2 separate regions of the Homo sapiens genome follow, and region 1 is linked to region 2. A link is an interaction called in ENCODE POLR2A ChIA-PET data of the cell type or tissue named here. Cell type or tissue: GM12878. All regions are shown on one strand. Links, peaks and the distances in the headings refer to the core of each region. The heading gives the core; the rest is flanking DNA. Region 1 holds the start of SSU72 (SSU72 homolog, RNA polymerase II CTD phosphatase). Region 2 overlaps ATAD3C (ATPase family AAA domain containing 3C).

Evidence for each region. Peaks named below come from ENCODE experiments on the same cell type or tissue, not always from the same donor. Only the 100,000 strongest peaks of a DNase experiment are listed, where the experiment ranks them.
Region 1: POLR2A ChIA-PET joins it to region 2 with 5 read pairs; 5 of 35 experiments call an interaction of 5 or more read pairs at or near these places.

Annotation. Positions count from the first base shown.
Region 1 is chr1:1,561,479-1,576,872 of GRCh38, reverse strand. It overlaps SSU72 (SSU72 homolog, RNA polymerase II CTD phosphatase), which reads left to right and starts at 2,010. Exons shown (of 5, transcript NM_014188.3): 1 at 2,010-2,395; 2 at 11,957-12,100. The coding sequence starts at 2,316. It overlaps SSU72-AS1 (SSU72 antisense RNA 1), which reads right to left and starts at 1,926. Exons shown (of 1, transcript NR_197593.1): 1 at 1-1,926. RefSeq lists silencers at 218-387, 2,047-2,206, 2,447-2,526 and enhancers at 1,737-1,806, 1,817-1,926, 5,887-6,388. In GM12878, for the core only: no CTCF peak of the experiment used is centred there; no DNase peak of the experiment used is centred there.
Region 2 is chr1:1,455,505-1,470,898 of GRCh38, reverse strand. ATAD3C (ATPase family AAA domain containing 3C) reads right to left here. Exons shown (of 12, transcript NM_001039211.3): 5 at 15,380-15,394; 6 at 14,983-15,108; 7 at 14,550-14,674; 8 at 13,719-13,770; 9 at 11,668-11,738; 10 at 9,982-10,149; 11 at 8,191-8,299; 12 at 736-2,515. The coding sequence ends at 2,369. Among named protein-coding and RNA genes, the nearest start is that of ATAD3B, 8.6 kb to the left of the region's middle. RefSeq lists enhancers at 8,254-8,313, 8,334-8,413, 8,499-9,273. In GM12878, for the core only: no CTCF peak of the experiment used is centred there; a DNase peak (open chromatin) is centred at 8,230; H3K4me3 peaks cover 1,059 bases; H3K27ac peaks cover 569 bases.

The DNA of each region.
Region 1 (15,394 bases), core at 5,595-10,594, 110 kb before region 2:
ATTTTGCAAAAGGACAATTTCTTTTTTTTTATTTTTTTGAGATGGAATCTCACTCTGTTGCCAGGGTGAACTGCATAGGCACAATCTCAGCTCATAGCAACCTCCGCCTCCTGGGTTTAGGTGATTCTCCTGCCTCAGCCTCCTGAGTAGCTGGGACTACAAGTGCGCACCACTACATCCGGCTAACTTTTGTATTTGTAGTGGAGACAGGGTTTCACCATGTCGGCCAGGATGGTCTCGATCTCTTGACCTCGTGTTCCACCCGCCTCGGCCTCCCAAAGTGCTGGGATTACGGACGTGAGCCACCGCGCCCGGCTACAAGTACAATTTCTAACAGAATAATGCTGACACAGCACTTTGAGATGATAGAAAGACTACAGAAGTGACAAAAGTTGAAGTTAATAATGGACTCCAGGTTAGACTTAGCCTGAGAGCCACACCCTTCAAACCTCCTTTGATGCTCAAATATGGTAAAAAAGGGTTTTGACAATGACTCCCAGCAGCCACTCTCTCCAGTGTGGGACCAGACCAGCTATCTGGGACAAGTTCATCCCAGCACGGGGACTATCAAAACCTAATTACAGGATGACTCATTAGTGATGCATTTGGAGAAAGATCTCAATCAAAAGGGGAAAATACCCAAGTTGTCAAATAAAAGTGGACTCACTTATGTTTAAAAAATACCTTGACAAAGACAGCTGGGAAAGGCCATGGAGAATTCTCATGAATCAATAATAAGAAAAACTATCACAAGATTCTGCAAAAACCACAACCTTGCACTAAGGCAATCTTACACAAAAAATACTTCAGCAAGGACAGCTGCCCAGCAACTGCCTGTCCAACCCTGGAACGGGAGTACACTTGTTTTTTTTTTTTTTTAGACGGAGTCTGGCTCTGTCGCCCAGGCTGGAGGGCAGTGGCGCGATCTCGGCTCACTACAAGCTCCGCCTCCCGGGTTCACGCCATTCTCCTGCCTCAGCCTCCCGAGTAGCTGGGACTACAGGCGCCCGCCACCACGCCCGGCTAATTTTTTGTATTTTTAGTAGAGACGGGGTTTCACCGGGTTAGGCAGGACGGTCTGGATCTCCCGACCTCGTGATCCGCCCGCCTCGGCCTCCCAAAGTGCTGGGATTACAGGCGTGAGCCACCGCGCCCGGCCGGGAGTACACTTGTTACTGTTCTTTGTAGCCAAGGTTAATTATTTCCAAACCATTATCTTCCTCTTCATTTTTTCTTTAAAAACCATTACTTTCCTGAATGCGCAAATCGTTTACTATGGCACGCATATTCGCCAACGCCCTATTCCCAAATAAATATCATTTTCAGTTAGCCTGTTATTAGGTTGACAATCATTATCACTCCCTCTCCCGTCCGTGGCGCTCCCACGGCAAAACATCAGCCCACTGTCCACCGCGAGGCTGCATCCAGGCAGACAGGCATAGCTGGGGAATGACACACTCGCGTTGACTGGATTTACTGTAACTGGACCCAAATCTCAGACCAGCCGGCGGCCTCTCCAAGGAAGCCCGAGGCGAGGAAGATCCTAGTCGACGTGCACTCCCAACCAGGTCTGTCACAGGTCGGCCCTCGCATTTAAACGTTAAATGTTGAAGGGCTTTCATAAAAGAGCGATGTGCTCCTGCTTGTATGAGCCGGGGCCGGAGGCCGGTAACAGCGGCACGGGACGGGAGCGAGCCTCAGAATGCGGGAATGTCTGTGGGCCTCCGGGACAGTGGAGGGAGCGGGTCTAGTGAAGCGCGACGACTCTGGGGTGGCAGAAGTGAGGACTATGGGCCCCACGGGGACCGAGGGAACGCACAAAATCGTCCCAAGAGACGAAACGCCGGGCCGCGGAAGGGCCCTCAATGCTATCTCCGGCAAGCGCGGCGTTTCGCATCGCTCCCAAAGGCGGCGGCGACACCTTATGACGTCCTGTTGTTCCGCACGTCGTCGCGTCACACTAGGCGCCGGCGCGGGGTGCTGATGTCAGGACGCCGCCGCTTGGCGCCGTGACGCTCAGCCGGGCCTTGTGGAGTGCGGGTCTCTGCTGCGGACGCCGGGGGCCGGCGCGGCGTTGGCCGCCCCCGGCCTCGCCGAGTGCAGCGCGCCCGAAGGCCAGTGCCTGCGCTCCGTCCGCGGCCCGGCGCCCAGGGTGGGCGGGGAGGCCGCCGCGCAGTCGCCGCACGCTACACCGCCGGCGCCGTCGTTTCGCGTCGCCCGCTTCCGGCCACCGCGGCCGCCATTTTGTTCGCGCGGAAGCGCCGCGGTAGGGTGGGAACCCAAGCGGGAGAGCCGCGGGATTTGCGGCCGCCGCCATGCCGTCGTCCCCGCTGCGGGTGGCGGTGGTGTGCTCGAGCAACCAGAACCGGAGCATGGAGGCGCACAACATCCTCAGGTAGTTGGGCTCCACCCTGTCCCCGCGCGCTCTGCTCCGGCGACCGGCCCTCCCTCCTCCCCGGTTCCCCCTGGCCCGCGCCAGGACCCCTGAGAGGAAGCCGGGCCGGGCCGCGCTCGTGGGTCGGCTGGTTGGGATGGCAGCTGGACGGCAGCGCGCGTAGTCCACACGCGGGTGGGCATCACAGGGAAGGCAGGTTCCGGGACGAGGCGCCCGCTGTCCGGTGGTCCTTCGAGCTCTCCGAGGCCGGGCCCGGGGGGCGAGGGTAGCGTCCGCGGCGAGGGGCTGCGCGGCGGCGGCCGATCATGGTATTTCGTGTGCGTCGTTGGCCACCTTCCCTGGAAACGGCGCGCAACACAATCACGGCATACCACGATGTTGTAAATAACAAAGCGGTCTCTTTTTTTAATGCCATGGATTTGTGTGTTTGCTACTTCTTCTTCTTTTTTTTTTTTTGCGAAAGATCCTCTCTTCCTCCCTGGAACGCCTCCAACCGGTAGTTTCTGGAATACAACGTGGACTTGGTTTGGCTCTGCTAGTTTATATTCCCTGCTAACTGGCCGCCTGTGACTCTTGCGTAGCGTATGTCTAATGAAAGTTTATTCCTGCTTGATAACAAGTTTTTTGTTCAGTCACATAGCAAACTGAGAAACTGACCACTTGACTTACAGTTAAAATTTGGTATGTGTCAACTTTGATAGTAAGAAAGTTGAAATGGCTTTTTTACCTCCAAAGTTACCTACGTGAACTTTAAATGAAAACAGTGTTTCGCTTCTCTTCTCGCAGTCCAGCTATAACTTTCCTGAGCAACTTGGGAAAATTAACAGTCCCCCTTTTTTTTCCGTTTTTAACAGTGTCACGTGGGCCAGGCACGGTGGCTCACGCGTGTAGTCCCCGCACTTTGGGAGGCCGACGCACGCGGATCACCTGAAGTCAGGAGTTGGAGACCAAAAAACACCCCCCAAAAATCAGTGTCAAGTGTTCATGATCTGCTGATTCTTTCTCTTTATTCTTTTCTTTCTTTTTTTTTTTTTTTTTTTTTTTTTTTGAGACAGAGTCTTGCTCTGTCGCCCAAACTGGAGTGCAGTAGCGCGATCTCGGCTCACTGCAACTTGTGCCTCCCGAGATCGAGCTATTCTCCTGCCTCAGCCTCCCGAGTAGCTGGGACTACAGGCACCGGCCACCAGGCACGGCTAATTTTTTTTTTTTTTTGTATTTTTAGTAGAGACGGAGTTTCATCATCTTAGCCAGGATGGTCTTGATCTTATGACCTCGTGATCTGCCCGCTCGGCCTCCCAAAGTGCTGGGATTACAGGCGTGAGCCACTGCGCCCGGCTTTTTTTGTATTTTTAGTAGAGACGGAGCTTCACCATGCTGGCCAGGCTAATCTCAAACTCCTGACCTCAGGTGATCTGCCCGCCTCGGCCTCCCAAAGTGCTGGGATTACAGGCGTCAGCCACCGCATCCGGCCAAAGGTTGTTTTTAAAACTAGAAATGTGCTAGAATTACATTGTGCTGGATCTTCATTTATAAACTGCAGTTACCTGTAAAAATTTGATACATTTAAGCAAAACAATGCAAGGCTCACCCCCCCCCCCCCAAGACAAAATTATTGTTAATTGGAATAACAAATGGGCTGGAGACCTTCTGGTTCTGCTGGTTCTCCTTGGTGATCCTTTGTTCAAGATTTTCTGCTGTACCTGCATAACAAAGATGGAGTAGGCCGGGCGCAGTGGCTCACACCTGTAATCCTAGCACCTTGGGAGGCCGAGATGGGCGGATCACAAAGTCAGGAGATTGAGACTATCCTGGCTAACACGATGAAACCCCGTCTCTACTGAAAATACAAAAAAATTAGCCGGGCGTGGTGGCGGGCGCCTGCAGTCCCAGTTACTCGGGAGGCTGAGGCAGGAGAATGGCATGAACCCAGGAGGCGGAGCTTGCATTGAGCCGAGATCATGCCACTGCACTCCAGCCTGGGCGACAGAGCAAGACTCCATCTCAAATAAATACATAAATAAAATAAAGTTGGAGTAGAATATATATTTTTTTTCTTGAGGGGGAGTCTGTAGCCCAGGCTGGAGTGCAGTGGTGCTATCTCAGCTCACTGCAAGCTCCGCCTCCTGGGTTCACACTATTCTCCTGCCTCAGCCTCCTGAGTAGCTGGGACTACAGGCGCCCGCCACCACGCCCGGCTAATTTTTTTGTATTTTTAGTAGAGACGGGGTTTCACCATGTTAGCCAGGATGGTCTCGATCTCCTGACCTCGTGATCCGCCTGCGTGGGCCTCCCAAAGTGCTGGGATTATAGGCGTGAGCTACTGCGCCTGGCAAGATGGAGTAGAAATCTTAACAAAAGGAAATGTTTTAAAAATTCTATTTAGGGCTGGGCGCGGTGGCTCACGCCTGTAATCCCAGCACTTTGGGAGGCCGAGGCAGGTGGATCACGAGGTCAGGAGATCGAGACCATCTTGGCTAACATGGTGAAACCCCGTCTCTACAAAAAATACAAAAAAATGACCCCGGCATAGTGACGGGCGCCTGTAGTCCCAGCTGCTCAGGAGGCTGAGGCAGGAGAATGGCGTGAACCCGGGAAGCAGGAAGCAGAGCTTGCAGTGAGCTGAGATCCGGCCACTGCACTCCAGCCTGGGTGACAGAGCGAGACTCTGTCTCAAAAAAAAAAATTATTTAGCTATCTTGTTAATAAAATCAGGTTTAGCGGCTACTTTAAAGACATGCCAGTCATAACCTCGCTGAGACGATGACTGAAGATGACCAAGTCCTTTTTAGTTCAGAGTGGCCAGTGGCCGTTGCTGGCAGAGCTGTGGTCTCTGGAAAAGGAGCGGAGAGCACCTCTGAATAATGAATTCTTGGGTGTGCTTTTACCTGTGCCGCCATCATTCAAATTTACTCATAAAAGAGTAGACTCAGAAGAGAGTCAAAAGGAAGTAAATTTAAGGTGACATCTATTATGGATATCATGAATATGGATATCATGAAGTTAATTTAGACATAGACCTTCAATTTCCTTTTTTTTTTTTTTTGTTGAAGTCGGAGTCTCCCTCTGTCGCCCAGGCTGGAGTGCAATGACACGATCTTGGCTCACTGCAACCTCTGCATCCCAGGTTGAAGCGATTCTCCTTCAAACCCTCCGAGTAGCTGGGACTACAGGCGCCTGCCACCACTCCCAGCTAACTTTTTTTTTTTTTTTTTTTTTTTTTTTTTTTTTTTTTTGAGATGGAGTCTCACTCTGTCGCCCAGGCTGGAGTGCAGTGGCGCGATTTCAGCTCACTGCAACCTCCGCCTCCCGGGTTCATGCCATTCTCCTGCCTCAGCCTCCTGAGTAACTGGGACTACAGGCACCCGCTACCACGCCCGGCTAATTTTTGGTGCTTTTAGTAGAGTCAGGGTTTCACCGTGTTGGCCAGATGGCCTCGATCTCCTGACCTCGTGATCCGCCCGCCTCGGCCTCCCAAAGTGCTGGGATTACAGGCGTGAGCCACCGCGCCCGGCCAAATTTTTTGTATTTTTAGTAGAGATGGGGTTTGACTGTGTTGGCCAGGGTGGTCTCGATCTCCTGACCTCGTGATCTGCCCGCCTTGGCCTCCCAAAGTGCTGGGATTACAGGCGTGAGCCACCACGCCCAGCCTGCTTGTTGCAGAAATTCTTACTGTAGAAAATGAAAGTGGTCTCTCAGAGGTACCATTTTGGTGTCCGTCTGTCTCCATGTGTTCACGCATGCATCGGGGATAAGCTCTTGTTCTGTTGTCTGCTCCATAGTTAGTATTCACATCATTAGTTTCCTTTTTTTGCCACGAGATGGCTTATTTTCATTATTCATACAAATAATTTTCTATAATACCCCAGTCAAACGGGAGAATTTGGCAGTCCGATTTTGGGGTGGGGGGGGTCCCTGCAGAGACTCACAGACTGGTGGCATTGGCGCTGAGTGCCCAGGTTCACAGCACAGCTTGTGGCTTGTGTCCATCTTGCATGTGGCTCTTCCTCCATGTCATGACTGGGGTCTCGGGGGTAACGGGCAGGAAATCCTTCAGACTCTTAGGAAATTTCACTCCACTTCTCCTGGCCTCTGGTCGGCAGGGTGTTCTTCCATGTCTCGGTTTTCTAGCTTGGCCTTATTGAAGTTGGAATTTATGTCTGTTGTCATTTTCCCTTTTTTTTTTGTTTTTTTTTTCAAGCCAGAGTAAGGCTGGAGTGCAGTGGCGTGATCATAGCTCACCACTTCACCCTTGAATATCTGGGCTAAAACGATCCTCCTGCCTCAGCGCCCCAAAGCATTTGGATTACAGGTGTGAGGCACCGCACCCAGAGCATTTTTGCTTTTGAAAATTACCTGTTTATGTCCTTTGTCTATTGATTTGGGTTTATTTAGAGAGTTTTAATACTCAGAAACTCTGTGTGATAGTGCTTTTCTGTTACACTGGGAAAGCTTGTGAAAGTCAGATTTAGAGAGTCTTTTAGGCGTTAAAAATGATGTGAAAAGCGTAGGAAATGCTTATGGTAAGTGAAAAAAGCAGGAAAATTGTATGCAGTTGGGTAGGGCTACATAAAACTGCACAGGAAAGCTGAAATAAAATTGTCAGAAGGAATTGTAGTTAACTGAGCAGGCACAGTAGCTAGCTGATCAGTGAACCTCGCCCCTTTTAAAAATTTTGGGCCTGGCAAGGTGGCTCTTCGGCCTATAGTCCAGCACTTTGGGAGGCTGAGGGAGGAGGATTGCTTGAGCCCAGGAGTTTGAGCCCTGGGCAACACAGTGAGACCCGCTATCATTACAAAACATTTTAAAACTTAGCCACATGTGGTTGCACATGCCTGTCATTCTGGCTGCTTGGGAGACGGGGCAGCAAGATCACTTGAGCCCAAGAGGTTGAGGCTGTGGTGAGCTATGACTGTGAGCTGTGACTGCGCCACTGAACTCCTGGCTGGACGACAAACCAAGTCTCTGTCTCTAAAAACAGACACAGTAACAATTTCACCCTATTGAAAATCAGCGTGGACTCTATTTTCCTGATAAATCCAAGTGATAGTAAGTGTCGACATGTTAGCGTTCTCTGGGGTGATCATCTTTGGTGTTAGAGACTAAATTGTTTCAAATACCAGAGTCCTGGGAGTCCTCATGTTTCAGGGCAGCGCCAGAAGACTCCGCCGTACGTTTCCACAGAGCCTCCTGCGCTTGGTGCTCCAAGGATTAAAGTGTCCCCTTGGAACCAGTTAGGTTTTTTGTTTGTTTGTTTTGTGGCTTTTTGTTTTTGTTTTTTTGTTTTTTTCTTTTATTTTATTTTTTGAGACGGAGTCTCATTCTGTCGCCCAGGCTGGAGTGCAGTGGCAAGATCTCGGCTCACTGCAGCCTCTGCCTCCCGAGTTCAAGCGATTCTCCTGCCTCAGCCTCCTGCGTAGCTGGGACTACAGACATGCACCACCATGTCCAGCTAATTTTTTTGTATTTTTAGTAGAGACGGGGTTTCACCATGTTGGCCAGGCTGGTCTCAACCTCCTGACCTCAGGTGATCTGCCTGCCTTGGCTTCCCAAAGTGCTGGGATTACAGGCGTGAGCCACCGTGCCTGGCCTTATTTATTTATTTATTTTTACAGACAGGGTCTTACTGTGTTGCCCAGGCTGGTATTGAACTCCTGGCCTCCCAAGTAGCTGGGATTACAGGCATGAGCCACCACGCCTGGCTAGTTTTGTATTTTTAGTAGAGACGGGGTTTCTCCATGTTGGTCAGGCTAGTCTCAAACTCCCGACCTCAAGTGATCCGTCCTCCTCCGCCTCCCAAAGTGTTGGGATTACAGGCGTGAGCCACCATGCCCCGCCTGATGGCTTCTTTATGATAGTTTTTTGGAGTTTTTTTGAGACAGAGTCTCACTTTGTCACCCAGGCGGGAGTGCAGTGGCACCATCACGGGGCCCACTGCGACCTCCACCTCCCGGGTTCAAGCGATTCTCCAGCCTCAGCCTCCGGAGTAACTGGGATTACAGGCGCGCACCACCACGCCTGGCTTTTTTTATTTTTTTATTTTTTTTTTAAAGTAGAGACGGGGTTTTGTCATGTTGGCCAGGCTGGTCTCAAACTCCTGAGCTGAAGTGATCCACCTGCTTGGTCTCCCAAAGTGCTGGGATTACAAGCCCTCTGATAGATTTTTGGTACTTGTAAAGACAGTTGTTTGGCATACCAGACAAATACTTGTCTGGAAGATTAGTTTACAAAGGCGTTGGCCCTTCAGGCGAAGCCTGTTGGTGTCAGGAGTGTTTTCCAAGCTGTCCTTGCTTTTATGTAAGAAACGCTGTTGAGTCGCAAGCTGGCTGCCCTGTCGGTTGCATCAGTTTGGGAGAAATACTGCTTCTGTTGCTAAATAGCCTTTTTGCCATTCGTGAACCTTTTGTTGGGGGAAAAACAAACTGCATTTTGTTTTTAAATAGGCTAACTTAAAGGAACGTCCAGCAGGTGGTGAGTTCTTGTTGGTGTTGGGAGGCAGGCTGTCTCCTTTGGCTGCTGTGATCACGCTGATCCTGGGCTTCTTTGTGCGATTTTTTTTTTTTTTTTTGAAACAGAGTATCGCTCTGTTTCCCAGGCTGGAGTGCAATGGCGCGATCTCGGCTCACTGCAACCTCCGCTTCCGGGGTTCACGCAATTCTCCTGCCTCAGCCTCCCGAATAGCTGGGATTACAGGCGTGTGCCACCATGACTAATTTTTGTATTTTTAGTAGAGATAGGGTTTCACCATGTTGGCCAGGCTGTTGTCGAACTCCTGACCTCAAGTGAGCCACCGCGTCCGGCCCTTGTTTGTGCTTTGACGGAACATATTTTATTGTATGTTGTCTGAATTGGTAAGGAAGTCATTTTAGGCTTGTTGTTTCTCACGTGTGCTCCCTGTGGTATGCCTTGTGTCTGGGCCTCCGTCACCCTCTCAGTCACAACCAACAGTTGACTTTATTGCTTTAACCTCATGTTTCCGTCAGGATCTGTGGTTATGACTGAATGTCAGGAATTTTAATTTTAGCATTTTCACGTTTATTTCACAGTCCGGGTGCCGTGAACACGGGTTTGTAGTCATGAATCGCTGCTATTGTGCCACATTTCTGGCCGTGTGTGGTAGATGTTTGGAGAGCCGGGTTGTGTAGCTCGGAATATCTAGGGATGTAAGGACTGACGCAGCTGTCATCAGCCTCAGGGGACTCAGGTGTTTCACGTACACTAGATGAGCACATCTTCTCTGTGTGTGTGGGTGACGTGTGTGGTGGCGCAGCAGGGTGCCCTTGGGCTCTTTTGCTTCCTCTACTCATCTTCGGAGGTGCGCGTGGAGCCGCATGGCCTGTCCTGCCCCATGGATGGATTATTCTACTTGTCTGTTCTTTTGTGGCTGTGGAAGGCCGGCAGTGGGCATCCTGCAGGCAGCCATGTTGCAGAGGCACGTGTATGTCCGTAGGGCGGGTTTCTAGAAGCCAGTGTCTGTGAGAAAGGCACAGGTAGTTTTCACTTGCTGGGTGTTGCCCCATTATCCGCATAGAGACTGGTTACACTCCAGCAGCCCCCTCTGCCTGAGTTTTTCCTCTCTTGTGACACTGTTACTCATTCAACATTCAGTAATTTTTTTTTTTTTTTGAGACAGGGTCTCGCTCTTGTCGCCCAGGCTGGAGTGCAGTGGCGCGATCTCAGCTCACTGCAACCTCTGCCTCCCGGATTCAAGTCATTCTCCTGCCTCAGCCTCCCGAGTAGCTGGGACTATAAAAGCGCCCGCCGCCTCGCCCGCCTAATTTTTTGTATTTTTAGTAGAGATGGGGTTTCACCATGTTAGCCAGGCTGGTCTTGATCTCCTGACCTCATGATCTGCCCACCTCGGCCTCCCAAATTGCTGGAACTACAGGCGTGAGCCACCGCACCCGGCCTTACTTTTCTTTTTTTAAAATAATATGGAACTCCTCACGTGTCTGTGTGTCATTCTTGCTCAAGAGCGAAGCAGCAGCACTTTTCTGAACAAGAATGACAGGCCTGTAAGAGGAGTTTAGTGTTAATGGAAGTGTATGTGCGCCCTGCGCCCTGAGCCAGGCAGATTCCTTCAGATGCAAACCTTTTGTGATTTATAAATAAAGCTAGGTTGAGAAGTCTATATTTTTTAGGTAATTATAAGTATCAGTTGTGACTTTACAAGAACACATGTTCTATACCAAAGTAACTTTTTTTGTTGTTTTTTTGGGACAGAGTCTCGCTCTTTTGCCCAGGCTGGAGTGCAGTGGTGAGATCTCCAATGTCTGCAACTTGTGCCTGCTGGGTTCAAGCGATTCTCATGCTTCAGCCTCCCAAGTAGCTGGGATTACAGGCACGCACCACCATGCCCAGCTAATTTTTTTTTTTTTTTTAGTAGAAACGGAGCTGGGGTTTCGCCTCCTGGCCAGGCTAGTCTGAAACTCCCAGCCTCAGGTGATCCATTTGTCTCGGCCTCCCAAAGTGCCTGGATTGAAGGTGTGAGCCACCGCACTCGGTGCCAAAGTAACTTTTTTACATGTAACTTGTTGTGACAAACTTAAGTGTGCTTGTCAGCGATGACAGAAGAATTTTCTGGTCTTACCACACTCCATCAGTGTTTGGAGACGACCTCTCTTTCTCCTTGCGTGAACTAGAGCTCATTGGTGGCACATGACACACGTTTCCTGTTCAGCTCTTTTCTCCAGTTGATTAGGAAAAGTATTTGGTCAGTTTCCTCACCTGTGACTAGGAAGTCCAAGGAACAAGCACCGTCGGACCCATCGCGGCATCTGTTCTCTGCCTGCAGCAACCCTGAGCCTGTGGGACTCCTTTGGGTGTTGGGTCTCGGTTCCCATGGAGCCACATCGTGGGGGTGTTGGGAAACTGGGGGAGACAGAGTTTCCTGTGGTGGAGCGGGCAGTTGGACCTTTGTGAGTCCCTTAGGAATCCTGTGAACTTGGATCCTCCAAAGCCAGGACGTTGGTCGATGGCCAAAATGTTCTGATGAAATCTTCCCCAAGTCCACATCAGTCAGTCCTTTCAGTTTAAAGTAAAGCCTTAAACAAGCTATGATGTTCAGATGTGGCTTTGTGATGGTCAGTTCTGGTTTGATTGCTTTTGTGTAACTTGCTACAGCCTGTCGCCCAGGCTGGAGTGCAGTGGTGCTATCTCTGCTCACTGCAAGCTCCGCCTCCCGGGTTCACGCCATTCTCCTGCCTCAGCCTCCCGAGTAGCTGGGACTACAGGTGCCCGCCACCGCGCCCGGCTAATTTTTTGTATTTTTAGTAGAGACGGGTTTTCACCGTGTTAGCCAGGATGGTCTTGATCTCCTGCCTTCATGATCCGCCTGCCTTCATGATCCGCCTGCCTTCATGATCCGCCTGCCTTGGCCTCCCAAAGTGCTGGGATTACAGGCGCGAGCCACCATGCCCGGCCTAGATTAAAAATTTGAAGACATATTCTCTACTATGAGCCAATGAAATTACTCATTTTGTTTCTATCCCATTTGCTGTCCCTTGCTTTTGGAATTTTGTGTCTTAGTGTGACTGTGATTCTTTCTCTCCTTTTGTCTTTCAGCAAACGGGGATTCAGCGTCCGATCCTTTGGAACAGGGACTCACGTGAAGCTTCCAGGACCAGCTCCCGACAAGCCCAATGTTTATGATTTCAAAACCACATATGACCAGATGTACAATGATCTTCTTAGGAAAGACAAAGAACTGTATCCCAGCGGGTTGCCCTTTAAAAACCCCCCGTGTGGTCCTCCCTGGAAGGTGTTACGTGTGGCTCGGGCACAGGAGGCGTGTCACCCTGTGCAGTGCACACACTGGCTCCTCTGTCTTTGCGAGAGCTTGGTTTCTATTCCTGGTGCACGTCGGATCGTCCACGGGTTAGTTCCAGTGCCACCCATGGCAGTAGGCGTGGTGAGGCGCACAGACACGGTGTGGGGTTCACCCTGACGTGGTTCAGCAGAGGGTCGTGACATAGCGTAGACCAGGGATGCTTAGGTGAGGAGGTGGAACCCACAAAATCCCATTGCTTTTCACACTGCAGGGCTGCCCCGTTATTTCCTTTGCAGGTTGGTGTGCGTGCGTGTGTGCGTGCGTGCCTGATACACATGGAGCCGGGCTGCTTCACACATCTGGTGAGGTCGTTAGAAGGTCAGATAAAGAAGAGGGCGGAGCTTGCTAACCAAGCTGTTAGAAGAAATAATGGGAGAGAACATTCCTTCATTTCAGGAGGACACAGAGCAGGCTAGGTCTGCCGCGAAGACTCCTATAGAGAGAAGAGTATTCTTAAACTAGATTCTGATGGACGCAACACCAGTTGCATAATGGTTATGACAATCAGTGCCCGGGTTTTTGACCAGGCATTTCATGGTCACCCCCACGCTAATGGAAAGTTTCTGGATCTTATTTTGTTATAGTGAGTGATTTGTAGTTTTCAGAACGGAGGCCAGGCCAAACGTATTCCAAATGAAAAGAGAATAGGTGTCAAATGCTAAACCTTTTATCTTCGTGTTGGCACTGTTGCCATCCCCGCCCTCTCCCGACATCCCCGCCCTTGACCAGCATCTCTGGCCTTGCCCAGCATTGTCTATGTATTGGCACTCTTGCCATCCCCGCCCTTTCCCAGCAGAGTCTCACTGTGTCACCCCGGCTGGAGTGCAGTGGCGAGATCTTGGCTCACTGCAGACTCACTGCAACATCCACCTCCCGGGTTCCAGTGATTCTCCTGCTTCAGCCTCCTGGGTAGCTGGGATTACAGGCACGCGCCACCACACCTGGCTAATTTTTGTATTTTTAGTAGTCACAGGGTTTCACCATGTTGGCCAGGCTGGTCTTAAACTCCTGACTTCAGGTGATCCACCCTCCTCGTCCTCCCAAAGTGCTGGGATTACAGGCGTGAGCCACCATGCTCAGCCCTACTCTTGTATTTTTTTTTTTTTTTTTTTTTGAGATGGAGTCAGAGTCTCACCCTGTTGCCCAAGGTGGAGTGTAGCGGCTTGATCTCAGCTCACTGCAACCTCCCCCTCCCAAGTTCAAGCGATTCTCTGCCTCAGCCTCCCGAATAGCTGGGATTACAGGCATCCGCTGTCATGCCTGGCTAATTTTTGTATTTTTAGTAGAGACGGGGGTTTCACCATCTTGACCAAACTGGTCTTGAACTCTTGACCTCGTGATCCAGCTGCCTCGGCCTCTCAGAGTGTTGGGATTACAGGCGTGAGCCACCATGCCTGGCCTCTTGGAATATTTAATAAGCTAAAAAATTCTTATACACAGGTAGATTAATTAGGTAGCCAGGAGTGGCCCCTGAAAGTATGTCTGGCAAAACCTAGAACTGCATCCTAGCCATCACTGTACCTTCTGCCCTCCCTGCTGTCTCCTCTGCCAGTTACAGTTAAAAGGTTGTGGGTGAGGACGCTGGGCAGAGTCCCAGGCGTCTGCTGTCAGCTCCCCAGCCCGGCCTGCCTGCCGAGCCATCTGGGCGTCCCACGGTGGAGAGTGTGGTGCTTGTGACGCGGTGGTGCTGGGAGCCATCCTGGTGGCAGATGTGGGCTCTCACTGCAAGTCAGTGTAAGTCCCCAGGGACTGTCAGCAGCACGTCCTGCTGCCCCTCTCTCTGCAGAAGCCCTGGTAACCTGCGTTTGGAAAAATCTCTAAGGATTTCTGAGGAGCTGTCAGGCCATGTCCTTGTCCACCCTGTGTGGGGCACGGCTTCGACATGGCTCTGCTCCCGTCGTGGGCTGAGAAGGAGCAGGTGGGGCTGTGCCTTGGAAAGGAGGCCCTCCCGACATGCCTTTGTGCGAGGTCCCTGTCCATGCTGTCTCCATCCCGGAGCCTTACGGCGATGGGTGGCCACAGAGCCTATTCCAAGAGTCTGGTTTAGGGCTGGGTCTTCCCATCTTCACCTCTGAGTCTTAGGCGATGCGTGACCACGCAGCCCCTTCCAGGAGTCTGGTTTAGGGCTGGGTCTTCCCATCTTCACCTCTGAGTCTTAGGCGGTGCATGACCACGCAGCCCCTTCCCGGAGTCTGGTTTAGGGCTGCGTGCTCAAGAGTCTGGTTTGGGGCTGGGTCTTCCCATCGCCCTGGAGGAGGCTTTTGTCTCATCTCATGATTCACATTAAACTCTGTGCCATGAAGCTTAGCCTGACATCCTGTTTTTGACAATTACTCTTCAGTTAGCACTGTTTATTTTTAAGTTCTTGTATATTCAGTAAGAGAAAGAAAAGCAGAGAGTGACGCACATCCTCACACTCCCTTGATTGGTGTAAGCTCAGCCCCTTCATGTCAGCCCACTGTGACCTCCTGGGTTCCAGACCTGGGAAGTACTTGCCACGTTCTGCAAGGACTGAGTCCAGCTTCAGCAGTCTCATCCGGAAGGACTTGGTATAGGCAGAGGATGAGCCTGTCTCTGGTCATTCTAAAAGAAGGAGCTGAGCCCAGTGTCCCAGAATTCGGAAGCTCCTCCTTTACAGAGGGACTGTAGGGGTTGGTGATCTCCCAGGAAGCATCGGCCCAGAAGAACCCCGCGTGCGTGTGTGTGCTCTTGGTGTGTGGTGGGGGGAAGGAGTGGCAGCAGGGGTGGCGCTGGGACACTGTCAGCCACGGGCTCTGCTTTGGGGACCTCGTGTGGGAAAGGCATTGCCTGTGGTGGCCCCTCAGGAGGCTCTAGGAGGAGCGTGCCTTCATTACCTTATTTCACTCGGGGGGCGTCTTTGCCCCCTAGGTGGGGGCAGAAGGTGCAGAATGGGAAGCCTGCCACTTAGCTAAAGCTCTTGCACATGATGCCCTTGGCCTGGAGAGGAGTGAAGTCCCCAGGCAGTTCCCTGTGGACACTGGCACGATGCCGGGTGGGGCCTCAGGGGTGTTGAGATGTGCAGGTCGGGAGGACCCCGATAACGTTTCCTGGTTAGTGATGGGTGCAGGGGGGCCGCGGGAAGTGACTGTTACAAGTGAGAGCCCGAAAGCAAATCTGCCCCACAGCAGCCGGTGCGTTGGCAGAAGTCATCG
Region 2 (15,394 bases), core at 6,298-11,297:
CTGGACGTATACGTGCAGGCTTGGGCTCAGAGGACTGACAGTTCACATCTGTTCCCCTGGTCATCTGCTTTGACCTGAGTCACCTTTAGTTACCCGTCCCATAACTGTTTTTCCTGCCAAACCACTCACCCCGCCACTCTGGCCCATACTCCTGCTCTCTTTAAAGCCAATGGGCATTACTTTAGACTGCGGTCTAACCCTAGCCAATAGGGGAACCACACAGCAGTAGGGGCTACCCGCGTCAGGAATAAGAACCCCTTCCCCTCCCTTGTCCAAGCGCTTGCCATTGCTCCATCTATGAGACCCCCCCTTCTATAGAAGTAAATTATCTAGCTGAGAAAACTTTATATTCGAGTTCTACTTCTTTGGTGGCACAGAAAATTTACATATAACACAGCTGCAGAGATCTCATCACTGCACTCCAGTCTGGGCGACAGTGAGACTCTGTCTCAAAAAAAAAAAAAAAAAAAAAAGCCAGAAAATGCCAGCCAGGCACAATGGCTCACACCCATAATCCCAGCACTTTGGGAGGCCGAGGTGGGCAGATCACCTGAAAACAGGAGTTTGAGACCAGCCTGGCCAACATGGTGAAACCCCCGTCTCTGCCAAAAATACAAAAATTAACCTGGGCATGGTGGCATGCGCCTGTAATCCCAGCTACTCCAGACGTTTAGGCATGAAAATTGCTTGAACCCTGTGTCATGTGCATCTGTGTGAAGAGACAACCAAACAGGCTTTGTGTGAGCAACAAGGCTGTTTATTTCACCTGGGTGCAGGCGGGCTGAGTTCAAAAAGAGAGTCAGCAAAGGGTGGTGGGATTATCACTAGTTCTTACAGGTTTTGGGATAGGCGGTGGAGTTAGGGACAATGTTTTGCGGGCAGGGGATGGATCTCACAAAGTACATTCTCAAGGGTGGGGAGAATGACAAAGAACCTTCTTAAGGGTGGGGGAGATTGCAAAGTACATTGATCAGCTAGGGTGGGGCAGAAACAAATCACAATGGTGGAATGTCATCAGTTAAGGCTCTTTTCACTTATTTTGTGGATCTTCAGTTGCTTCAGGCCATCTGGATGTATAAGTGCAGGTCACAGGAGATATGATGGCTTAGCTTGGGCCCAGAGGCCTGACACCCTGAAGGTGGAGGTTGCAGTGAGCCGAGATCACACCACTGCACTCCACCCTGGGCGAGCAAGACTCTATTGCCAAAAAAAAAAAAAAAACAGACCAGGCACGGTGGCTCAAGCCTGTAATCCCAACACTTTAGGAAGCCGAGGCAGGAGGATTGCTTGAGCCCAGGAGTTGGAGACCAGCCTGGGCAACAAAGGGACCCTGTCTCTACCCAAAAAAATAAGAGAGGAGAAAAACCAAATGAGTTCCCCAGCCATAGTCAGACGCCCCTGACCCCCACCCCCACCCCATGGCTGTAATCAAGGTTTTGGTTATTTAGAGGTACAGTCTCACTCTATCATCCAGGCTGGAGTGCAATGGTGCGATCTTGGCTCACTGCAACCTCTGCCTCCCATGCTCAGGCGATCCTCCTACCTCAGCCTCCAAGCCAAGAAGCTGGGACCACCGGCATGTGCCACCTGGCCCTTTTTTTTTTTTTTTTTTTAGAGGGAGTTTGACTCTTGTTGCCCATGCTGCAGTGCAATTCCATGGTCTCAGCTCAGTGCAACCTCCACTTCCCGGGCTCAAGTGATTCTCCTGCCTCAGCCTCCTGAGTACCTGGGATTTCAGGCACTTGCCACCACGGCCGGCTAATTTTTTTTTTTTTTTTTTTTTTTTTTTTTTTTTTTTTAGGAGAGATGGAGTTTCACCATGTTGGCCAGGCTGGTCTGGAACTCCCGACCTCAGGTGATCCACTCTCCTTGGCCTCGCTGAGATTCCAGGCGTGAGCCACCGCGCCCAGCCCCATCATCAAGGTTTGCAGGGACTAGCTGCAAAGCGCGGGCAGGGGCGGCATCTATTTGAAGCCGCTGTGTCTGTTTCGCGTGCACTTCCCTCCACCGTGTGTCTGGCCACAGGCAGCTCTGGCGGAGGGGAGGGAGGCGAAGGGGCACCCGCGTATGCACGGCCTCAGGATGGGGCACGGGCACCCGGCCCCGCCGTGGCAGCCACCTCCTGTGAAGCCCACCCCTCTGTGGTTAAATCCTCCAGAAAGCCCCAGCTTCTGCCTTTTCTGTCACCTTTGACCCCAGGGGGACGTTAGGGGGCCCCAAACCCCGCCCCGTGTCAGCCAATAGACACAGCGGTGCGGCCCCCGTGGGACTTTATTACGGGGAGTATTTCCTAAATGTGCGGGGCCGCAAAGGCAGGGGTGGGAGGGGTCCGCGGCCAGGCTCCGTGAGGTGTGGTCTCCCCATGGACTCAGGATGAGGGTTGCTCGTCCTCGGGCCCAGGCCTCTCCCCCTTCAGCCAGCGCATCATCTGCTGGTGCTGCTGGACAAAGTCTTGCACGCAGGCGTCCATCATGGCCTCGGTCAGGACCCCGTCCTTGGAGGCATACGCCGTGGCCTAGTGGGGAGAGAGGGAGCTGAGGGAGGCCGCCATGGGAACCCCCCACCCCAAATGCACGCCAGGGCCCTGAGGTGGGGAGGGACCAAACCAGGGGCTCCAGGATGGCCTGAGCGTGAAACACAGGCTACCCGCACCTCGGCAGAGCCCAGCACGTGTGTGGACACCGGGGGCAGCCCCTGCAGTGCCCACAGCCCTGCCTGCGTCCTCAGCACCAATGTTGCTCAATGACTTTCTAATAGAAAGCCCAAGGCGGAGCCTCACTGACGGCCGACCCAGGGCAGCTTCCCAGAGGCAGGTGGGAACTGCAGACCCTCTGCGTGTCTCAGCCGTGGTCAGGCAGTGCCCCCGGGTCATAGTGCACCTCAGACCCTCAGACCCTGACCCTCACAGGCCTCCAGGGCAGAGGCAGCCACTGCCCACCTTGAGGCACGTGGCTGGTGGCACCAAGGCCACCTCTGCCCCCACCTCCCTGTCCTCCTGGGCACAGGGCTTGGCATCTAGCATGTGAAGGCTGGAGCTGCTGGGGCTGTGGCCCTTGGTGTGGCTTCAGGCAGCCTCAGGTCCAGCCCTTCTGCCATGGACAGGTCACTCTCCATCCCAATGCCAGCAAAGGGCATGGAGTCCCCAAGGGGAGGCACCCATGGGTCAGGGTGAGGGTGTGGGGACCCCCACTGGGCGCCATGCTCAAGAGCGCACCAGGACGCCTGGAGGAAGCACAGGGCAGGGGACCCTTCCCGGACAGCTGAGCGGGTCCCTAGCCCCATCCCAGCTATGCCTCCCAGAGGCAGGATTCATCTCACGGGGTGCAGGGGCAGCAGCACACCATCCTCCCACAACACCGTCACCACGATAGAACCTGCCATGGGGATGACCACGTGGTGCCCGTCCCCTCTGCCAGCGCCCATCCCTCACCAAGAGCCACTGTGTGGGGAGACACTGACCGGAGCCGGACCACCACTGTGGGTCGGGGGCCCGGGAGCGCAGGAGACACTGACCGGAGCCGGACCGCCACTGTGGCTCAGGGGCCCAGGACTGCTCAACATCATTTTTGGTCTTGAGCCCACCCAAGAGAGGGCAAACAGGTGCAGGGACCCTCAGGGTCCACCCGAGTGGCTGCACCTCACCCAGGGCCCAGCAGAGGAAAGGGGGTGAGCAGATGCTCACGGAGCCACCCCTCCAGGAAGCACGGGACCTGGCAGGAGCCCACCAGAAGTGACAGCTAAATGTCACGTGGCCTCCTGGGTGGGATTCTGGGGCAAAACCTGGTCGCGGGTGGGTCCAACAGTGACACATGATGTTCACCACGTGGCAAGGTCCCAGGCCCAGGAAGTCTCTGTGCTACTCTTGCAACTTTTCTGGGAACCTAAAATCTTCAAACTATAAAAGTTGAAAGACAAGACCTGGACCTGATGTCTTCACATGTGAATTCACAAAACATTAAGAAGAATCAGTACCACTCCTCAAACTCTTGGACAAATTGAAGAACATTTCCTCACTCATCCTAAGAGGCCAGCATTACCCTCATATCAAAGCCAAAGACACCACAAGAAAAATGACATGCCAATATCCCTGATGAGCATCGTTGGAAAAGTCGTCAAGAAAATGCCAGCAAAACGAATTCAGGAGTATAATAAAAGGATTCCACACCCTGACCAAGCAGGATTTATTCCTGGAATGCAAGGACAGTTCAACATATGAAAATCAATCAATGTTCCACATACAAAATGTTCAACATACAAAAATCAGTCAATATTAGCAGAGTGGAGGAAGGAAACCACATGACCCTCTCAACTGTTGCAGGAAAAACATTTGGCCAAATACAATTTTTTTTTTTTTTTTTTTTTTGAGATGACATCTCCTTCTGTCACCCAGGCATCTCGGCTCACTGCAACCTCCACCTCCCGGGTTCACGCCATTCTCTTGCCTCAGCCACCTGAGTAGCTGGGACTACAGGCACCCGCCACCACACCCAGCTAATTTTTTATATTTTTTAGTAGAGACAGGGTTTCACCATGTTAGCCAGGCCAGGATGGTCTCAGTCTCCTGACCTCATGACCCACCCGCCTCAGCCTCCCAATATGCTGGGATTACAGGCGTGAGCCACCGCGCCCAGCCATTTTTTTTTTTTTTTTTTTTTTGAGACAGAAGTTTGCTCTTCTTGCCCAGGCTGGGGTGCAATGGCAGGATCTCGGCTCACCGCAACCTCTGCTTGCCGCATTCATGCGATTCTCCTGCCTCAGCTTCCCAAGTAGCTGGGATTATGGGTATGCACCACCACGCCCAACTAATTTTGTATTTTTAGTAGAGTCGGGGTTTCTCCATGTTGGTCAGGCTGGCCTCGAACTGCCGACCTCAGGTGATCCACCCACCTCACACTTTTATGATAAAAACACTCACCAAACCAAGAATTGAAGGACACGCCCTAAACACAATGAAGACCATATATCACAAGCCCACAGGTGACATACTCAGTGGTGAAAAACTGGCAGCTTTTCCTCTGAGTAAGGAACCAGGCAAGAATGCTTTACTGCTTCTATTCCACATACCACTGGAAGTTGTGGCCAGGGCCATTAGACAAGAAAAAGAAAAGTCATCCAAACTGAAAAGGGAGAGGTAAAATCACCTGTTCTCAGATGATATAATCTTATATGTAGAAAATCCTAGAATCCATATTGGAAAAAACAACCCTGTGACATCAGCAAAGTTACAGGATACAAAATCAACAGCAAAAACAGCTGCAATTCTACATACTAACAATGAATAATCTTTTTTTTTTTTTTTTTTTTTTTTTAAAGACAGTCTTGCTCTGTCGCCCAGGCTGGAGTGCAGTGGCACGATCTCGGCTCACTGCAAGCTCCGCCTCCAGGATTCACCCCATTCTCCTGCCTCAGCCTCCCGAGTAGCTGGGACTACAGGCACCTGCCGCCACGCCCGGCTAATTTTTTGTATTTTTAGCAGAGATGGGGTTTCACCATGTTAGCCAGGATGGTCTCAATCTCCTGACCTTGTGATCCACCCACCTCAGCCTCCCAAAGTGCTGGGATTAAAGGCATGAGCCACCGCGCCTGGCCCACAATGAATAATCTGAAAGGGAAATTATGAAACCATTTCCATTTACAATAGCATCCGAAAGAATAAAATACTTTGAAATTCACTTGACCGAGAAGGTGAAAGACTTGCACAGTGAAAACTGACCGGGCTCCGTGGCCCACACCTGAATGAATCCCAGCACTTTGGGAGGCTGAGGCGGGCAGATCACCTCATGTCAGGAGACCGAGACCAGCCTGGCCAACATGGTGAAACCCCGTCTCTACTAAAAATACAAAAATTAGCCGGGCATGTTGGCGCGTGCCTGTAATCCCAGCTACTCAGGAGGCTGAGTCAGGAGAATCACTTTAACCCGGGAGGCGGAGGTTGCAGTGAGTTAAGATCGCAACACTGCACTCCAGCCTGGGCGACAGAGCGAGACTCAGTCTCAAAAAGACAAAAAGAGAAAACCACACAATATTGCTGAGAGACATCAAAGCAACATAGAGACTAAATGCAATCCCTGTGAAAACCTCAATTATGTTTTACAAAAATAGGAAAACCATTCCTAAAATTCATATGGAATCTCAAGGGATCCTGAATAGCCCAGACTGGAGTTCAATGGCACCATCTCAGCTCACTGGAACCTCCGCCTCCAGGGTTCAAGTGATTCTCATGCCTCAGCCTCCTGAGTAGCTGGGATTACAGTCACACACCACCACGCCCAGCTAAGTTTCGTATTTTTAGTAGAGACGGGGTTTCACCATGTTGGCCAGGCTGGTCTTGAACTCCTGACCTCAGGCAATCCACCCACCTCAGCTTCCCAAAGTGCTGGGATTACAGGCGTGAGCCACCGTGCCCGGCACAAAAAGAAAAAAACTCTTGAAGGACAAAGTTGGTGCTGGGCGTGTTGGCTCACCACCACCGCTGTGAGCAGTGCAGGATGAGTGTCCTTATAAGGGACACCAGAGAGAGCTGAGTTGCTCTCTCTGCCACATGAGGACCCAGCAAAGAACACTCCACAGGGAGGGACCGAGCTGGCACCCTGACCTTGGGCCTGTAGCCTTCAGAGCTGTGGGCACACACGCCCCAGTGGTTATGGCAGGCCCAGCAGTCGACCACACTCCTGTTCTTTTTTTTTTTTTTTTTGAGACAGTCTCACTCTGTTGCTCAGGCTGAAGTACAGTGGCACGATCTCGGCTCACCACAACCTCCACCTCCTGGGTTCAAGCGATTCTCCTGCCTCAGCCTCCCGAGTAGCTGAGAATACAGGCATGCACCACCACCATGCCCGACCAATTTTTGTATTTTTAGTAGAGGTGGAGTTCGACATGTTGGCCAGGCTGGTCTCGAACTCCTGGCCTCAAGTGATTCTCTCTCCTTGGCCTCCCAGCATGCTGGGATTACAGGCATAAGCCATGACCAAATTATTCTTATTTTTTAAGACAGGGTCTCACTCTGTAACCCAGGCTGGAGTGCAGTGGCACAATCACAGCTCACTGCAGCCTCCGCCTCCTGGACTCAAGTGATCCTCCCACCTCAGCCTCCCAAGCAGCTGGCATCACAGGTATGCACCACTAGGTCTAGCTAATTTTTTTTATTTTTTGTAGAGATGGGTTCTTGACTTGCTTTCCAGGCTGGTCCTGAACTCCTGGTTTCAAATAATCTGGCTGACTTGACCTCCCCAAATGCTGGGAATACAAGCATCAGCCACCACCATGCCCGGCCTCTGCTTTCTTAGTTGTGGAAACAGACCTGGTCCCAAGTGGGGATGGCCTGGAACAGAGACCTCAGCTGACCCAGAAGGACGGGGTTTGAGATCTGGGGTTCTTTGTCACAGCGGCATAACCCAGCCTGTACTGACTAATACAGCTCCCTACATACCCCGGCTCCTACGTTCAAATCAAGGTAGTTGGCTACTTCATTAAGCTGTCACACATAATGTGCTGCTAGATCGAGTGACCAGATTGTCACACAGACTCTGTGGACCCCAGAGGCAGCGATGCCTGTGCATGGCCAGGGTGCCTTCTGCCCCACAGACCTGGTTTTGCTTTTCCAGCAACCCCCAAAGACCAAAGCTTTCTGGATGGCCGTGCCCACACTCCTGTGAGTCCCAGCTCCTTGGCCCTGGGGCAGCCATGGAGCTGCAGGAGGGGTGCCCCTGAGAAACAACTGGCTGTGGGACAATCAGAGGCCACAACTCCCACCCATGTGTCTGGGCCCGTCAAGCAGGACCAAGCCAATGGACTTGGTCCAAGAAACACAACGTCCCTCCACCCCCACCACCAAACTCACAAGGGGCCTGTCCTGATGACCATTCACACTGGGGGGTGCCTGTCTGCCAAGGTGAGCATCAGAAGCCTCCCGCCCCACCTGGCAGAGCCCGGGCTACTAGGAGGCCGCACTGGCTTCCTGACCTGTGACCGTCAGCCACTGACATGGCCCCACCCTTCTTGCTGGAGCAGGTGCACGCTGCTGCGTGGAGTGGCCCAACTGGGGCAGGGGCCCCGTGTCACATCTGTGCACTGAAAACCCCTCAACAGAAGCTCCCACGTGACACCGGTGCTGGGACAGGCCTGGCGCAACCAAGCATCTGCACAGCAGCTGGGCTTCCATCTGGGTGGGTGCACCCGAGCCTGACTCACCTGCCAGGACACGGCCAGCTGTGCGATCTTCCGGCATGACATGCCCTCTGTCAGCCGAGCGATCTCTAAGCACTTCCTCCCGTAGTCAAACTGGGCCAGCTTCAGACGCCTGGGGAAGGAGTTCCCAAGTGGGCCGGCCAAGGCAGCAGCTCCCACACCACGAGGTGGAGGCCGGAAGACAGGCAGCCAGGCGGACACCCATGCCAGATGCCCCCTTGAGAGGGACTCTCTACCTGTGACAGCCAAGTTCCGCCCCCTTCCTGACGCAAGCCAGGCCTGGGCTGAGCAGGAAGGGGGCGGCTGTGGGGCCTGGAGATGGCCGCACCCCTTCCTAACACCAGCCCTGTCCACTCAGCACCCACAGGGCGCATGGCCGTTAAACTGGCAGTGGCAGAGCCCTGAGTTCTAGCAAAAAAGCTTCTGCCTGGAGGCCACAGAAGCCAGGTCATGGTGCCAGAGCTACGAGCAGCCATGGGTGTCGGGGAGCCCAGGGAAGGGGAGGGCATAGGGAAACTGAGACCCGGAAAGCTGGTCTAGCATGGAGCAGGCGGCAGTGGAGGGGTCGGCAGGGGAGAACCAGGCTCTCTTTGGAACAGAGCAGCTTTTGTCGTCACTGGCGACAGCAGGGATTTGGGTCAGGTGCACAGAAGGACTCAGAAACCGGGGCCCTGGGGACGCCAAGAAGTAGAGCAGCCTCTGCTCATCTGGAGTGTTCCCGAGGCAGCCAGTGTGAGGCGCCAGGGCCCCTCATCACCTGGAGGGCTCTGCCCACCGTGCCTGCTGCACCCACCGCCAGCAACAGGGAGCCTGACAGCCTCAAGGCACATGTGCAGCAGGAAGCAAGAGCCGCGCCCCACACCACGAGGCTCCAGGGCCGGGTGTGGCAGCTGCAGGGAGGCCAGGCCAGAAGCCAGCAGTGGACCATGAGGAGCCTCTCCCTCTAGTCCCGACATGGGGGTCTCATGAGGAGCCTCTCCCTCCAATCCCTACATGGGGGTCTCATGAGGAGCCTCTCCCTCCAGTCCCTACATGGGGGTCTCATGAGGAGCCTCTCCCTCCAGTCCCTACATGGGGGTCTCATGAGGAGACTCTCCTTCGAATTCCGACATGGGGGTCTCAGAGCAACACTCCACGTCACCTCCCCTCACTGCCAGGGTCTGGGGGTGGCCAGGTACAGGATTTCCTCACAGCTCTCCGCGTAGTGAAGAGGAACGTAAAAGAGGCCGGGCACAGTGGCTCACATCTGTAATCCCTGCACTTTGGGAGGCTGAAGCGGGCGGATCACCTGAGGTCAGGGGTTCAAGACCAGCCTGGCCAACATGGTGAAACCGCATCTCCACAAAAAATACGAAAAGTAGCCAGACGTGGTCGTGGGCACCTATAATGCCAGCTACTCAGGAGGCTGATGCAGGAGAATCGCGTGAATCCAGGAGGCAGGGGTTGCAGTCAGCTGAGATCGTGCCACTGCACTCCAGCCTGGGGGACAAGAGCGAGACTTCGCCTCAAAAAAAAAAATGTTAAAGGTTTGTAAGTGATAGTGGACTGTGCCTCCAAACCAGAAGACACGCCACCAGGCTGTTCTCAGGTGGGGATGAGGAAAGGGTGGCAGGACCTCCCTGGATGCGGCCTCTGGGACCCTTGGGGCCCACAGGGCTCCTGCACGAAACCGCAGGGCAGGGAGGTGGTGCCCATCCTGGAGACAGGGCCTGCTGGGTGTGTCCGGAGAACAGGAGCAGGGGTGGACCCTGAGCGAGGGCCCCTGGACGGGGGCTGGTGGGGCGGGACACTTACCGCTTTCCTTCTGTGGCCGGCTTAAGAACATACTCGTTAAGATACATTCTCACCAGGCGCGCCCGCTCCTCCTGCCCTGGCAGGTCGAAGTGGACCATCACGTCGATGCAGGCATTGATGGCCCAGTCGAACTGCTCGGGGTGGCAGCTGGCCAGGATCAGCATGAATCTGCGGGGCGGGGATGGGGAAGGAAACGCTGGGGCTGCCGGCCGAGCTGTCCCCAGGGGAACAGGTGCTCCTCAGCCCCCTCAGGAAGACTTTCTGGGAGAATCTAAAGTGGCAGCTTGTGAGCACAGGAAACATGGGGAGAACGCAGCCACAGCCATGGTCACCCGCCTGCCTGCCCCACCACGCCCAGCTGTCCCCCTGCCCGGCTTCCTGGGCCTCTGTTCTTGCCCCGTGTGGTACTTCCCCGCTGACCGTCGCCCAGCCTGATAGGCAGTGCCGGGAACACCACTCCCTCCTGCTACCTGAGCCCCGCTGTGCTGGGAGCAGGGATGCGGGACCCAGAGTCCATGTCAAGATTGTGGCCACGCTGGCCAGACGCAGTGGCTCACGCCTATAATCCCAGCACTTTGGGAGGCCGAGGCGGGTGGGTCACCTGAGGTCTGGAGTTCAACACCAGCTGACTAACATGGTGAAACCCCATCTCTACTAAAAAAGAAAAAATACAAAAAATCAGCCGGGTGTGGTGGCGCACGCCTGTCATCCCAGCCACTTGGGAGGCTGAGGTAGGAGAATCGCTTGAACCCAGGAGGTGGAGGTTGCAGTGAGCCAAGATCACGCCATTGCACCTCAGCCTGGGCAGAAAAAGCAAAAACTCCATCTCAAAAAAAAAAAAAAAAAAATACTGCCACGCGAGCCAGGAGCAGGACCTCGGGGGCCCGGGTTCACTGGAGGCTCAGCAGGGCCCCAGCCTTGCCTCTCTGGGAAGGACCCGAGTCAGGGCTCCAGGGAGCGTCTACCGGCAGCAGCTGACCCAGGAGCCCAACGTGCCTGAGGAGTCAGCCACGGCCGACCAGCAGGACTTGATCCTCCATGTGACACGTGACTGGGGCTGGAGGGACCCAGGAGACCAAGAAAACTCAAAATTAGGGGACTTGGGAGGGACTAGGGAGACTGGCCATGGGGCGGTCACCCTATGGGGGACATCTGGGCGGCAGCCCACAGAGGCCACACAAAGTCGGGTGGGCCCCAAGCCTGGAGGGTGCACCCTTGGCCAGCATCCGGGCGGGGGACCAAGGTCCCAGGTTCCGCCCCGACACACAGGACCTGCTGGTGTCCAACTTCCCGTGGGAGCAAACTTGTCTCCATCTCCCACCCCAGGGCACACACACCCTCCAAGGGAGACCCAGCAGAGCCTCACACGATGAGACCACCTCCCTTGCAGGCACAGGACCGCAGAAACCTAGGGGCAGAGGGACCTGCAAGCTGGGGCGGCGGTGCACAGGGCCGTGAGGACAGGACTGACCCCAGCTCTGCCCGGGAGGCCCCCGCATGTTCCTCAGTGACACCCCGTGCTGTCCTGAGCTGGGCCGTTCCCAGGGGACATCCAAGGTGGGCACGTTGAGGCCACGGCAGCTGCCCAGCACTGTGAGCCAGGGCCCCTCAGGTCCCTCGGTGGGAACCAAGGGTGACGGCTGCACAGCCCTGCCCGGGGGCCCAGGACCCGAGGGGCTCCCTCACTTGTTGCTGTGCTGGCCCGTGCGGTACAGGAAGGCGTTCAGTGTGGCCCTGAGGTCCTCGCTTATCTTCTCCTGCAGAGAGAAGGTTCCAGCCTTAGGCACCAGGAGCAAAGCCTTGTAAACAGCCACAGCAGAAAGTCCCACAGGCCTCCCTCCTGCAGGGAGCAGGGACATGGCGACACTTTCACGGATCTAGACTCAAAAGCCTGACCAGGGCCAGGGGCGGTGACTCACGAATGTAACCTGGATTTTGGGAGGCTGAGGCAGGCAGATCACACGAGGTTGGGAGTTTGAGACCATCCTGGCCAACATGGTGAGACCCCGTCTCTACTAAAAATACAAAAATTAGCCAGGCGTGGTGGCACACCTGTGGTCCCAGCTACGTGGGAGGCTGAGGCACGAGAATCACTTAAACCTGGGAGGCAGAGGTTGCAGCGAGCTGAAATGGCACCGCTGCACTCCAGCATGGGCGACAGAGTGAGACTGTCTCAAAAAAAAAAAACAAACCCTGACTGGGCGTGGGGGCTCATGACTGTAATCCCAGAACTTCAGAAGGTCAAGGCAAGAGCATCTCTTTAGCTCAGAAGTTCGAGCCCAGCCTGGGCAACAAGGGGAAACTCCATCTCTACTAACATTACAAAAAAGTTAGCTGGGGCCTGGCGCGGTGGCTCACGCCTGTAATCCTAGCACTTTGGGAGGCCGAGGTAGGCAGATCACCTGAGGTCGGGAGTTCGGGACTAGCCTGACCGGCATGGAGAAACCCAGTCTCTAGTAAAAAAAAAAAGACAAAATGAGCTGGGTGTGGTGGTACATGACTGTAATCCCAGCTACTTGGGAGGCCGAGGCAGGGGAACTGCTTGAACCCAGGGGGCGGAGGTTGCGGTGAGCCAAGATCGCGCCATTGCACTCCAGCCTGGGCGACAGAGACCCTGTCTTAAAATAATAACTGTATGGCTGGGGGTGGTGGATCACGCATGTAATCCCAGCATTTTGGGAGGCAGCAGCGGGCAGATTATTTGAGGTCAGGAGTTCTCAACCAGCCTGACCAACATGGTGAAACCCCATCTCTACTAAAAATACAAAAAACTTATCTGGATGTGGTGGCACACACCTGTAATCCCAGCTACTCAGGGGGCTGAGGCAGGAGACCAGCTTGAACCCAGGAGGCGGAGGTTGCAGCGAGCCAAGATTGCGCCACTGCAAGCCAGCTTAAGGGATAGAGTGAGACTTTGTCTCAAATAAATAAAAATAAAAATAGACCGGGTGCAGTGGCTCACACCTATAATACCAGCACTTTGAGAGGCTGAGGCAGGGGCATTACAAGGTCAAGAGATCTAGACCATCATGGCCAACGTGGTGAAACCCCATCTCTACTAAAAATACAAAAATTAGCTGGGTGTGGTGGCGGATGCCTATAATCCCAGCTACTTGGGAGGATGAAGCAGGAGAATCGCTTGCACTGGGAGGCGGAGGTTGCAGTGAGCCGAGATCACGCCACTGAACTCCACTCTGGCAACAAAGCAAGACACCATCTCAAAAACAAAACAAAACAAAACAAAAAACACTCAAAAGCCAAACCTTAACTTTAAGCTGACCTAAAAAAATGCTGTTTTTTTTGTTTTTTTTTTTTTTTTTTTGAGATGAAGTCTCGCTGTGTCGCCCAGGCTGGAGTGCAGCAGCACGATCTCGGCTCACTGCAAGCTTCGCCTCCCGGGTTCACGCCATTCTCCTGCCTCAGCCTCCCGAGTAGCTGGGACTACGGGCGCCCGCCACCACGCACAGCTAATTTTTTTTGTATTTTTAGTAGAGACGGGGTTTCACCGTGTTAGCCAGGATGGTCTTGATCTCCTGACCTCGTGATCCACTTGCCTCGGCCTCCCAAAGTGCTGGTATTACAGGCGTGAGCCTCCACACCTGGCCAAAAATGCTGTGTTTTTCACACAAAACTTAGAGAAAAAGAAATTGAGCAGTGGGCTGCGGCCTGGCCCAGGATGACAGCCGCACACACCCCACCACCCTCCTGTGGCCAGACAGAGGCTTAGTGACACTCACAGTGGCTCGCTTCCGAAGGAAGGCGTCCGCTTCATCCACAAAGAGCAGGAGGCTGTGGACGAGAGGGAGGCCAAGCTGGGTGAGAGTGATGCCAGGAGCAGCCCACAGCGGCGTCCGGCCATGGCAGGAGCAGGCCAAGCAGGCAGATCCCCACGGGGTCAGGCTCTGCCCCACGGAGCCCTAAGTCCTGGACCTGACAGAAGCTGATCCACCGACAGAAGCAGACTCTGCCCCGCAGGCTTCACCCCCACTCAGCCCAGTGCAGCGCTGGTGGCCGCTTAGAGTCCACACCAGGGACAGGTCTTCTAAAGTGAAAGGTCAAAGGCCAGAGGGGAGGGTGCCAACCATGAGCATCGTGGTTCCAACGAGGACAGCCGAGGCCACAAGGGTGCCCGGGCTGTGCCCTGCGCGGGGTCACTGTGGGACCTATTGAAGGGAGTGTGCCATGCTGTCTTCAGCTAACTTTCAAATGGTTCTAGAAAAGGCAACCAGTGCCCACGCCCACCTGCAGGCGTGTTGGGGGGAGGGCGGCTGTGGAGGAGCCTCCCCTGCAGCTGTGAAGACCCCTCTCCCCCTGCACCCACCCACCTCCCTTCTGCCCTGAGCCAAGTATCCCACTGGCAGCCTCCACACGCTGGGGGCCTCGTGTCCACCAGGGTCCACACTCAGGGGACTTTCCCTCCGAGGGACCCTCCACTGGGCCTCCTGCGTGGCCACAAGGACAGAGCTGCAGAAAGACAGGGTCCCCAAGAGACACCTGGACCCCCTTCCCAGAAGGCAGCCTGCTGGGCCGCAGCCAAGGGCCTGGTGCATGCTGTGGGGACGTCTCACCCGCGCCGGCTGGTATTGGCCCAGTCAAAGAGCTTGTGCATGGCGGTCACGCCTTCCCGCCCCATGGGGGCCACGTCCCCGCCTGTCATGATGGCGTAGTCCATGCCTGAGTGCAGGGCGAGTTTCTGGACAAGAAGAGTGAGGGGAGACAGAACAGATGTTCCCTCCGCCTCTGCAAAGCCTGCACACTCCACCCGGAGTGTGGAGGCTCTGCCCAGCGTCCCTGCCTGGAAGCCACAGCCTGCCAGACAGGAGACGTCCCCCGCCTGGAAGATGGGAGGCGCTGCTGCCCACACCAGCACCCTGAGCCTACACGAGGGTGGGCAAAGGCCTAAGGGGGGTCCATTCCCCAGGCAGCTGAGCCCCCCAGACACCTGCAGGCAGGTGAGACCCCAGCGGCCCCTGGCCCACCTGTTCAGCTAGGCACTCTCACCTTGGCAAACAGCGTCTTCCCGGTGCCTGGTGGCCCGTACAGCAGGATGTGCCTGTACAGGCCCCGGTTCTTCTTGATGTTCCTTGTCATTATGGCGATGTCGCGCACCCGTGCTTCCAGGCTGGGCTGCCGAGGAAGACAGGGGCTTGGAGGACACAGTCTGCACCCACAGAAGCCTCGGGGGCAGGGGCTGCGAGAATGCCTGGGTGTGGACTCCGCTCTCCGGGGAGCCACCCAGCTCGTGGGCAGCCTATCTATCCCCGGCACGGTCCAAGCAGTCGCATCTCAGGACCCAAAAGATCCTGGGCGCCACCAGGAGCGCCAGCAAGGGCCACAGCCCAGCCCAGCTCCGGGGTCCCCTCCCTGCGCCTCCCCGGTCCCAGGCACACCGACTTACACTAAGCACAACACC